Regions from separate parts of the Homo sapiens genome. Here region 1 is linked to region 2. Evidence: chromatin contacts called from ENCODE Hi-C data. All regions are on one chromosome and are shown on one strand. The core of a region is the stretch at or near the end of the contact, and the rest is flanking DNA. Distances in the headings are between cores, read along the strand shown. Region 1 holds the start of KIF18A (kinesin family member 18A). Region 2 overlaps BDNF-AS (BDNF antisense RNA).

Region 1 (5,932 bases), core at 3,411-5,910, 580 kb before region 2:
GGGAAAAGACTACGCATGCACATCCAAAAAATAAAAAAGATAATCAGTCTATCAGTCCGATTCTCTGACGAGATCATCTCCCTGTACCCTGTATCAGTGGAGTGTATATCAGTTTAAACTATGACTGTATAAACACTCAACTGAGCACACTTCGGTATTTCATGTCTACCTTTAATTATCTGTCCCCGGCACCCAAAAAACAAATAATTGATATATTCCTTGGATTTACCATAGGTGCTCCATTTTCTTCAGCAATCCATAACTCTTTAAAATGCAGAAGAAAAAAAGGATTTATGTACATATATTAACAGGAGACCTTTTGAAAACACCATGCATTTTATACCCAGCTGGTTTCAAGCAAAGTTTTTGATACTACCACAGTAAACACCGCTTGATACTACCCAGTTAACACTATTCTTTCCTTACAGGTTATTAGTTATTTAAGAATATGACCCACACCTTCGTATACACAAAATAAGATGCACATCAGTGCTTAATAAATGTTTTCTGAAGAAAATGAATGAATGGATTAATTCCAGACTCCACAGAATTAGCATTGTTATCAATCCTCACTTTGGGAAATTTCCCCTGCATGACTGACCCCACCAAAAACCATATGTTCTCAAAATACTACAAGAAGCATAAATCCCACTTAAATATGTCTGTCTTTCCTTTTGCAATAAAAAAAATTAAAAACGTTGAAAAGCTGATCACACGTAATAAAACACAAAGAAATACAAATATGATGTAACATCAACAAGATGTTACCTTGAGGATAATATGTTAACTTCACCAAAGCTATAATCTGCAGAATTGTGTGGCAAATGTGACATTGAAAAAATGTCGGTGGGGGGGGGAATGAGTGATCTAAGTAGATTTTTGGTTGCTTGGCAGCAATGAAATAGCCAAATTATTAATTATGCCTAAGGTTTCTGGAAAGCGTACAAAAGTAAGCTCAACTACCCTCTGACTTAGTGTTTCTAACAGTTTACAAAATAATAGCTAACATTTATTTAGCACTTACTAAGCACCACTTACTATTATAACCACACTACATGCGCTACCTCATTCAATCCTTACCACGACTCTTGAAATATTATTCCCATTTTATAGACAGGGAAAACAGAGAAGTAATTTGCCAAAGGCCACATAGCTAGAGAGCCGTAAAGCTAAAATTGTAACACAGTCTACCCCCAGAGCCTGAACTCAATCTCCATGCTATAAACATTGCCCACTGGAACTATTTAATCCACTTATGTAATTTAATAGTACTTCAATTAAATTGACTATATATCTGTAATATCTCATAGATTCATTTTATTAAGGAACCGACATCCAATGGCTTGGCTCTGTTCCACTTAAAAATAACAGTATGCTGCGGGGTTCCCAGTAATGAACGTACAATGTATACGCCTAAAAAGTGAACTCTGGAACAACCTACCCTATATGTCCAGATTTTGATAACTAAAAAGAAAAGTAGTATCATCAATTCTAACATAGGAATAAGAACTATACAGGAAAACGCAGAGTAGCGGGGGAAAAACAAACAAAAAACGCTATCACTTGCATTTAATTTTTTTCTATTGCATTCAGTCTCTATGTGTTTATTCAACTATGGTCAAGGCACAAAGCCTGAATATTTTATTATGAACTAATTGCCTGCCAACTTGAGTCAACCTGGAGAAAGGGTGACAAATAGTTCATTTGCCTCTTGTTTCCTGCAATACCTCCCTAAAAAAATGGAAGCTGGGGGTGTGGCATGCTCTAAAGAAAATTATATTCTTCTCTTTTGGAGCCCAGTTTCCTACCAGACAACTTGGAGCTCTCCTGCAGTCTGCTAGTGGCCAGCTACCCTAAATGATTTAAGATTAAGTTCCCTCTGGTCATAAGGAAGCAGGGAGTCAGGAAAACTGCCTCTGTGATCTCCTAGTTAAGTCATTTAACTTTTCTCTACAAGCAAAGTTCACTTTTGGCTGTTGAGAGCATAAAATTGCCAGATTACTCTTTTAATTGTGAAAACACACAGGTGAGTGATGCCCATGAAGGATACTCCCTCAAGGGCTCTAACAATTATAATCATTGCAGTCAATTTTGTCTGGCAGGGAAATCCTGTTTGAAAATGTAATTTTTAAGGACAAAAACGCGACGTGGCGGCTGGCACACGAACGCTGAGAAAGTGAAAGAGGTTCTAAGGAAAGAGAAAAATACACCCTTTTGCCTAAGAATTACGCTCTGACGAGGAAAAACTATTCGGAAACTTCCAAACCCAGGTTGAAGGCGTGTTGAAGAGAGGGAGAGGGTCAGGGGCGTATTTTTCTTTTGCTCCGGACGAATCCAGCGACCCCTGTGGAGTACCCCCAAAGGTTTGGTGGTTTCCAAAACGAGTTCCCGGGACTCGGTCCCCTTCTCCTCACCTGAAGCACGAAGACTTCTCAGCTGGCCTCTAACTCGGGCCAGCGACTACCACTACGGTCCAGGAGAACCTGAATGCGCCGCGCGTCTAGGTCCTGCCCCTGGGGGAAACTTGTAAGGACGGACAGATTGGGTCCACGTCCGCCCAAGCAACTGAGGACCGTCTGCCTTTGGTTCCGCTGTTTCCAGCCTCAGCTGCCAAAGGGTCCTGTTGGCCTGGGGTTTCCAAACGACTTTCCTGGGGGAAATAAATAAGACCTCACTATTGCCATGTTTAAATTCACTTTTACTTTTTCCATTTTTATTTTTTGGTCTGAAACAACTTTAAATCTAACTTTTCATTTATCCTTATCTCTGCTCTTTGGTTTACAATGAAAGTATATTAAACTTGTATTCTGATAACACAGCAGTTATACTCCAATTTTTAACTAAAAGTGGGAATTTCTGTCTCATTAGCTCTATGTTTAGAAACTACAAGGAGCAAGGTGGCACAGTAGTGGGATTGATTGTAATGTCAAAATCTCTCTGCTTTAACCAAATGTACAATTCCTTTAAAATATGGACCTCATCATCTGAACACTGTTAAATGGCAAGTGTAACACTGAATTTGAAATCTAAAGTACTTGGATTAGGTGTGAAAACATCTGTGGCACTGATAAACCTTATACAATGTGGGTGTCAAAAAAGACAAACTTTAAAACACTTCTATTCTTCACCAATGATCCATGCAATTTTACAAGCAACTGGCAAAATATGCATATTTTCAGACTGGATTAAGATATTCTCTTAATGTCACTTAATCCAGAAAGTATTTCAGAGACAAATGACTCAATTCTGAATTGCCTTGCCTGTATAGTTCAAGACAAAATTTTGTGTTAGGAATTTTCTGAAAACTTCAGTTTTCTCTCAGAAAAATGAAAATAATATTACCTACGTCTCATGGGCTGTTTTGAGAATTAACTGAGAGACCATATGTAAAGGGACTAATAAAATACCTGGGAAGTCAAAACGTAAAGTACTATACAATGAGTTCTTACTGGAAATAAAGACATCTCGATTTTATTACCAAGACCAGCAGCACACAAATAACCATTTCATTAGCTAAGATACACGTAATACAGCCAAAAATAAGTAGTAGCTTTATTGATCCTCTGTCTAGTGATCAGAAACAATAATATAACATGCATCACATACAGTACACAATACTCCCGATTTTCCTCAACAGGAAATAAATGTCCATAATACAGAGGTTTCCATATATTGTTGCATTTATAATACTCTGCATGGGTATGAGTCATCCTATTTATAAAGTGATATTGAATCCACAAAATATAAGCTCCAAGAGGGAAGAGTTTGATTCCATTGCATACTATTGTGTCTAAAATCTAAATAATTGCTAAATGGATACAATAACAGTAATATATAGAACAATGAAATTCAGATACTGTTATTAAAAACACCCTGCCAAATAAAGTTATTTTAGCAAACGTATTTCCGATTTGTTCCAGGTATTTTCTCTCTTTTTAAAGTGTCTATGCTGAAATAATATCTATAACCTGGGACTTAAAAAAAATCACTTCACCTAATAATAAACCAAGCCAAAATCTTTAAATTTATTTTGTTATGCCATCATTAGACAGAGAATGTAAAAAGTAACCAAACAGAAAATAGTTTCACGGTCAGTACTAATGGGAGTAGGCCTGGAAGTCCTGAGAAATGAAGCCTGAGGCCTCAACCCAAAAGATCTCCAATTAATTCAGGTGAAGAGACCCCACATTTTGGCCCATATTAATGTGTCTGGAAGAAACAGGTCCCTACAACTTCTTGGAGGCCTCACTACTCAGAGAAAAGAAAATAAACACCCAGAACCCATTAATCCACACCCAAACTCCACCTCTCCCCCTAGCAGAGGGCATAGGCCAACCCCTGCCCGCAGCAGTCTCACTCACACCCTTAACTCTGGGACCGGGCCCTGCACCCGCCGGTCTACAGGAGGCCTGGTGATCTCAAGTGGCTGCCTCCCACCAGCAGCTCCGGCCTAGCCCCGCCCACTTTGGCCACCGCCTCCGGAAACGGCCGCGCGCGTTGCCACGGTGACGAGCAAGCAAAGAGCTTCCCCTGCGCAGCCAGGCTGAGCTTCTTGGCGCCAAGCTGCCGCGAGCCGTGACAGCGTCCGACGTGATGACATCACGCGAGCGGCAGCCAATGAAACGAAGCGCTGAGGAAAGTGGCTTGGGTTTGAATATTGTGGTTGAGTCTGAAGCGCTGGGAGGCGGACATTAAAGTGAAGTGGTTGCGGTAACCTGGCCTGGGCCTGAAGTGAGTGAGAGGCACATGAAGGTAAAACTGGACTCTGGGACGCTCCTTTTGGTGACTTGTATTATTGGGAACGGAGGGTCCTGCCGCTTCAGGTCTAGAAGACCAGGTGGGCTTCTTGACAAACACAGAAGCGTTGAGGGGTGGGGGATCAGGGTACCTGGGGAGAAAGTGAAAGGAAAAAGGGATTCGAGAACCTGCTAAGAGCACAGCTCTGCTTGACCGTAATCCTCGACTGCTCAGCTGGAAGGGCAGGGATCTCCTTAAGTCCTGAGAGGAAGTCTTAAGTTTTAAAGGGCATCTTGGCCCCTTTCCCAGACTGGCAGAGAACTTTAACTGCCCAGCACCTTGTAGTGTCAGCTTTTTTCCGGACTCCAAATTGGGAGTGTTTTGTTTCAGACTCACATATAAGCGTACCCAGGGGCTTACCTATCAAACGAGGAGCTTTTGTTCATCACTGCATAAAATTTTTGTCTGAAGAGCTTTAACTGTTAGTCTTGCACTGGTCAATCGGGAACCCCTCCTGAGCCCCAGTTGTAGGTAGCATCGAGATAAAAGCCGCTCTGACTGCCTAACGGGATTGCCGAGGATCAGATGAGGTACGGAAGAGATACTGTTTGGCAAATGCTCTGCAGATGAAATTAAACTGTAAACATTTAGAATCAGTCCTATAGTCTGTTCTTGGTTTCCGCAGGACTTTTTTTTTTTTTTAGGAGCTCATTAGTCACTCAGTTACAGAGAAGCCAAGACTGACTGCTGTTTATTATATGAGAAGAGAGTATTTGACCAGAATGAACTGATTTTGTGGTATAATATATAGTTTAGATTATGGATAATTAGGTAGAAATTTAGGCACTCTACAGATTTTAATTTTTAGTGTCATTCCACCACGTCTAGCCTCCTGTTTCGTTTTTGTAAGGTTTTTATAAACTTTGATGCTAGAGAATGTGATATCCAATGACTAGATAGTGCTTCTTATTAAGTTCATAGTTTGTAAGAACTATTTCAATAAACAAAGATTATCTACAAAGCACAATCACAAAGAAAAAAACTTAAAAGATTATCTGCCTTTAATAGTAGTAATTAATCTCCTTTTCTATTATTTATTCATTTATTTGAGACAGAGTCTCGCTCTGTGGTCCAAGCTGGAGTGCAGTGACGTGATCGCTGCTCACTGCAACCTCCACCTCCCAGGTTCAAGCAA
Region 2 (6,233 bases), core at 2,310-4,809:
GACAAGAATCCTACAGAACATATATTGGGAAATACTGCTCTGACCCAAAATGACCCGATCAACCTCAAAAATGCCTCTCACAGGTTCCTTTCCTTTGACATCCAAGCAGAATGCCTCTTTGTGTGGGTGCCATCCTACAGTCCACCACACTGAAACCCAAAAATCACACACTGAGCAATGGGAGGTCAAGTGGCACTTGCCATTTGCCAGGCACACGATAATGAGTAATAATATGAATTGTAATTACAATGAATTGAGCATCCCTGGGGCTGTGATACTGATAACAAAATGAATAATAATAACTGCCAATGATACTAATGAACACATGTGGAGTACATACTATGTGGTAGGCTCCTTACTAATTTCTTAACATTTAATTTTCCCTACAGTGATCCCCACAAGATTGGTAGTTATAACCATTTCATAACTAACTAAACTGGGAGTCACAGTCAAAATAATTTGCCCAAATTGCATAACTAGTAAGTGATCAATAGCAATTACTTAACCATCTATGACATTGCATTTCTCAATCTTTAATTCCTTGCAATTTATTCTCAAATTGTTTAGGAGCAAAAGTAGTCTACCTTCATATTGCAGAGTTATATTTTGAACTCAAAATGGTTGGCTTTTATACAGTAGCTCCAGCTGGTGGCAGACAGAAGGAAATAAAATGCATTAGTAAAAGGCCTACCTGATATTAACCCAGAACTTTGAAAGAAGTTCAACAATTGACTAGAAATGTTTTGTTTTCATATTTTTTAAAAGATACTTGTTCTATTGTATTTTTACAATACAATATCTATCTGTCAAGGTAGGGGGAAGTAACTACAATTTAGGAAAGATAAAATGTTTCAAAAATGTAAATGCCATAGACCAAAACACATAGTGAATTAGATTTTTTATAGGGGTATAGCACAGGTATCTTTAAGCTCTGATGATGTAACTTGCTCCCTTTAAATATTTTTTTACTTGTGAAAAAAATGTAGATCATATTATATAATATAGAGCTGCTATGAGGATTATGTAAAATGATATGTGTAAAGAGCCTCGCATGAGACCCAGCATGTAGTGAACATTCAATTAATATTAGTTCCTTTTGCTTTTTCCTATGTAAAGATGGGCTTCACCTAACATTCTGATTCTACAAAAGTGGCTTAACCATTCTTTGGAGACAAAGATAGCAGCTTTTTGCAGACAGCTTAAAACCCTCAGAAACCCAGGGTGAACACCAACCAAAAATAAAATAAGTTAAAATAAGTTAAAGCCAGTGTGAAAATTGTAAACATAGACTGAGTTATTTTCTTTACAAAGCCTGTAGAAAATATGTTAAATGCGGAAATGAAAAAGAAGATGAGAAGCTGTCACAACTCAGACAACTTCTGTGGAGTCTCTGTCCCTCAATGTGTCCATCTTCCTTACAGGTACAAAAATAATGAAAACAAAGAATATAGTAAAGGGCTCAGAGCTCTTCCTCTCAACACTCATTATTCTGACATGAAAGCAGCTATTTGTAAAGTAATGCCTAGAATTCCCGTTGCTTTATAATTAGAATGAATAACATTCTGTTATCCTCCTTTTATTGAAAATCAAGGGGAAATCAAATTTTGAGCAGCAGCTATTAGGATGGAAATGCTTAATCTCCAAAGGATTTATAATATCGTCTCTTATTTCACAGTACTGGCAGCTGAAGGCAACCTATATCCAAATTAAAAGAAGACAAACAACATACATAATAATCGGATGAACTACCCAACAAAGAAAATGTTCTCACATTGGTTCATTTCTAATCATTTTCTTGAGGCTTTGAAATGGTCCTCAACTTACCAGAAACAGCAAGCCTTCCACATTTGGAACACGACAAGGTAAGCTAGACTACGTAGCTAGCTAACGAAGAATAGTTAAGTAAATGATACTGACAATAGCTTGCATTTGTAGAAATAAAGCACTTTCCTATCCCATTATCTCATTTGATCCTCAATAGCTGTGTGACACTGGCAAGGCAGGTGTTTCTTATTATCTCCATTTTACTCCTGAGGAAACTGAGGCTCAGCAGGTTATACAGTAGATAGTAAAGCTAGAAGTAGGAATGAGAATAGGATGGGAAAGGGGAAATGTTGACTCTCTCAATGGGAAGGAAAGGATGGGCAACAATGATATCAGAATGCCAAGATGGGGACGGGGCAGTATATAATAAATGCAATTTTCTGGTCAGCTGTGGTGGCTCACGCCTGTAATCCCAGCACTTTGGGAGGCCGGGGCAGGTGGATCACTTGAGGTCAGGAGTTCCAGACCAGCCCGGCCAACATGGTGAAAACCCGTCTTTACTAAAAATACAAAAAAATTAGCCAGGCATGGTGGCAGGCCCCCTGTAGTCCCAGCTACTTGGGAGACTGAGGCAGGAGAATTGCTTGAACCCAGGAGGCAGAGGTTGCAGTGAGCTGAAATCATGCCACTGCCACTCCAGCCTGGGCAACAGAGCAAGACTCCATCTCAAAAACAAATAAATAAATAAATGCAATTTTTTAGCAGAGCAGGAGTAGATAAGACAGCAGTGACCCTCTCTGCGTGCATGCAATCTTGTGTTCCTGGGCTTGAGCCTGGCATGATTTGCAGCTGGGTATAAGAACACAAGCAATGTGATTCATTCTGGCACTATTTAAACTTTAAGTACGTCTCAGATGTAAAAACAAAGGAGAATATGCCACCAACCTGGTTCATTTGGGTGAATATAAAAAGGAGATTACTCAAAGCTTTAAAAAAAATTTTTTTAATGGGCTGTGTTTCTACCCCACCCTTAGGGAGTGCTGGCTAGGAAGACTTATGTATTGTGTTAGTTAGCATGAAAGGTGGGGAAAAACAGAGTAGGGCAACCCAAAGTCAAAATCAACAACCTTTATGAATCTGAGCCATGGACTCTTTGCCTAAAGGGGATGAGGGAGGAACCAAGTTTCCACCCTCTTAATGCGGAAAAGAGAGCAATTGTTGATAGAAAAAGGAAAATATTTTCCTCTCCTCCCCTCCCCAGAAAAAGCATGATTAAATAACAAAGGTTGCTGCCCCAAATCCCCATATCCTAATTAGAAAGTAAAAATGGTGGGCTTTTAAAAAATTATACAGAATTCGTATATAAGACAACAACAGAGTAGGGTGTCTCCCTCCAACCTTGGGTCTAGTGTAATTACACACAGTAATTAACAACGAATTTGTAACCAGTCCTGTTGGCTCTGTTCAGGTGCCAAGTGTGGTAGTCCAGTGGATCATCAGCTATGGGTGCAGAACCCTAATCTAAAGGCACTGAAACCTCTAGGTGATGAGTGATGGATTCCAAACGATTGCATAGACTTGAGGGAAAAGAATAAGGCTTTGGGACTGAAAAAGAGACAGACACCTGGGTTACTTTCTTGGTGCCAAATGTCATCCCTCTGGTCCACAGACCTCTTTTGGACAGAATCAAATGCAAGTCCAGCACATGCAGCAAAGCACAGACTCAGCCCAGCACTTAACTCTCTGCCAGCCTGAGATTAGGCCTGAGGACATCGGGCTCAGCCAGAAGAGGAGGAGTGCCAGAAAGCTTGAATTTGGCCTGCCATCCTGTGTTTGCTGGGACTTGTAGCATCAGTATTGGTGCTGGATGGCAAATTCCTGTAGGCCTGGCTATGTGTGAGGCTGAACAGAATTATCTCCTTAATGAAGGCTTTGGGTAATGGATTATGGTCCCATTGTGATCAAACCATTTCACCTATTCCCACACATAGGGATCATATCACCATCAATGAAACCAGGCCAGCCTTAAATTAAAATATAGACCAAATCTACCCTTGGCCTGCTCAGAGCTGGGTGACTTTATCCACCTCTCTTCTCTCAACATGCTCCACCTTCCCTGCCTTCCTCCTACCCTCCATGCTAGCAAGGCCCAAACCCTCTTTGCTGCCTCTGCCTATCCAAGGATCTCTCTCAGTAAACTGGTTATCTGAAGTGAGGTCTTGCCCCACTCCAACAGACATTCATTGAGTCTTAACTATGGGACAGACAATATGCTATGTACAAAAAATACAAATATATATTTTTTAAAAATGTGCTCCTCAGCCTTGATGAGAAGAGCCATATAATTCACTCAAAAATAAGTACTGAGCCTTCTGCTGTGGGCAGGACATAGTGCTGGGCATGTCAGAGGGCACAGAGACTAAGAATACACATTCTCTCACTCCAGGAATTCGTTGAAATCAAGAAAAGACTTAGAGGCAAGAGAAGAAGAGCTGTGTAGTGGAAAGAACCATAATGTATTGCCCAGTTAGTGTAAAAGCTTCTAATTGCTCTCCTTGCTTCTACTTTTGTCTCCTGTAATAATAATAGCAATAATAATTAGTATAATACAAATCCATGCGCCATCCAGGAGCCAGAGTTTTCTTTGTAATACATAAATCAGATCATGCTACGTCTAGCTTAAAACCTCCCAAAGGCTTCCTTCAGTGCATAAAATAGCATCCAAACTCCTTCACTGTGACTGACAAGGCACTGTATGACTGGTCCCTATCTGCTTCTCCATCTTACCCACTTCAGACACATTGGCCGCTTTTCTGTCTCTCAGATATTCCTGCCTCCAAGCTTTTATCTTTGTAGTACCCTCTAACTAAAAATGATTTTCTTCCAGATTTTTGTTTGGCTGGCCTCATTTCATCATTCAGGACTCAGTTCAAATGCCCCTTCTTCAGAGACGCTTTCACTGACAAGCTTGTCTAAGAAACTCCTCCTCAGTCACTCTATGGCTATTTTCTTTTCTTCATGACACATGTTGCTATCAGAAGCTATCTTCATTTTTTTGTTGTTGTTTGTGGTTTTCGTCTGTTCGTTTAATGGAAAACTCAAACTTAACAAATCCAAAATTCAAACTACTGATCTCTGCTTCTCCAAAATTTATTGATCTCAGTCCTCCCCATCTCACCTAAAGGCAACTCTATTCTTCCAATTCCTCCAGTGGTTCAGATTAAAAATCCAGGGATCACCCTGGACTGCTTTCTTTCTGTACAATTCATCTGGAAATCCTATTCTTCAACATGTTCTACCTTCAACATACCACTTTTCTTCCAGTCTATCCCACTCTCTCCTTCATCTTTGACCTATACTAACCTTCTAGCTGGTCTCTCTGCTGCCCCCTTACTCCCACATTGTTTATTTTCAACGGAGCAGCCAGGATGGCCTTTTAAAAATGAGTAGTATGGCTGGGCATGCTGGCTCATGCCTGTAATGCCAGAATTCTGGGAGGCAGAGGCGGGTGACTCGCTTGAGGTCAGGAGTTCAAGACCAGCCTGCCCAACATGGTGAAACCCCGTCTTTACTAAAAAAAAAAAAAAATACAAAATTAGCCAGGCATGGTGGCACACGCCTGTAATCCCAGCTACTTGGGAGGCTGGGCAGAAGAATCGCTTGAACCCAGGAGGCAGAGGTTGCAGTGAGCCGAGATCGTGCCATTGCACTCCAGCCTGGGCAACAAAAGTGAAACTCCATCTCAAAAAAAAAAAAAAAAAAAGAGTAGTCATGTCATTTCCCTCCCCAACACTTTCCATTTGGGCTGGGCACAGTGGCTCATGCCTGTAAATCCCAGCACTTTGGGAAGCTGAGATGGGAGGATCACATGAGGCCAGGAGTTTGAGACCAGCCTGGTCAACATAGTAAGACCCTATCTGTATATATATTTTTAAATTTAAAACTTTGTATATAAAAAACCTTTCCATTGGCTATCTCACTCAGTAAAAGCCAATGTCCAGCATATAGGTCTGTGCTATCTAATATAGTAGCCACTAGCCACATGCAGCTACTGAGCACTTAAAACGTGGCTAGTTCAAATTGAGATGTGCTATAAATGCCAATGCACACTGAAATTCAAATAATATTTTTAAAAAATGAAAAACATCTCATTACTCATTTTACATTGATTACATGTTGAAATGTTAATTTTTTAATATGTTGGGCTGAATAAAATATGTTACCAAATTAATCTAACCTGTTTCCTTTTCATTTTTTAATGTGGCCATTAGAAAATTCAAAATTATATCTGTGACTCACCTATCTACAATGTGGCTTGCATTATATTTGTATGGGATAGCACTGATAGTATATAGTTATTAGATAGTATGTAGTTATTAGACCAAATGAGGTCATCTAGTGAGTGAGTGTAGACAAAGAACAGGTCTAAGGATAGAATTCTCAGGGTCCTCCAAAATTAAGAAGCCAAG

The links. A loop is a pair of places that touch in the nucleus more often than their neighbours do. Pooled maps may share reads with other maps.
Region 1: a map of heart left ventricle shows a loop between it and region 2 (5-fold over the local background). The contact joins the promoter of KIF18A here to the enhancer-like site in region 2. A Hi-C loop is called at or near these places in 3 of 168 maps with a recorded cell type or tissue (heart left ventricle, heart right ventricle and vagina) and 4 of 50 pooled maps.

The regions. Positions count from the first base shown.
Region 1 is chr11:28,106,884-28,112,815 of GRCh38, reverse strand. KIF18A (kinesin family member 18A) reads left to right here and starts at 4,660. Exons shown (of 17, transcript NM_031217.4): 1 at 4,660-4,752. It overlaps METTL15 (methyltransferase 15, mitochondrial 12S rRNA N4-cytidine), which reads right to left and starts at 4,428. Exons shown (of 7, transcript NM_001113528.2): 1 at 4,364-4,428; 2 at 2,415-2,650. RefSeq lists enhancers at 2,295-2,524, 4,133-4,212, 4,399-4,922, 5,123-5,382, 4,923-5,447 and 1 more.
Region 2 is chr11:27,523,320-27,529,552 of GRCh38, reverse strand. The region is part of intron 1 of BDNF-AS (BDNF antisense RNA); the gene reads right to left. Among named protein-coding and RNA genes, the nearest start is that of MIR8087, 11 kb to the right of the region's middle. Within about 2 kb of position 3,559, at least 2 of the 41 ENCODE cell types and tissues checked have a DNase peak (open chromatin) inside an H3K27ac peak, as active enhancers do; they include heart right ventricle, where a contact is called at or near this core.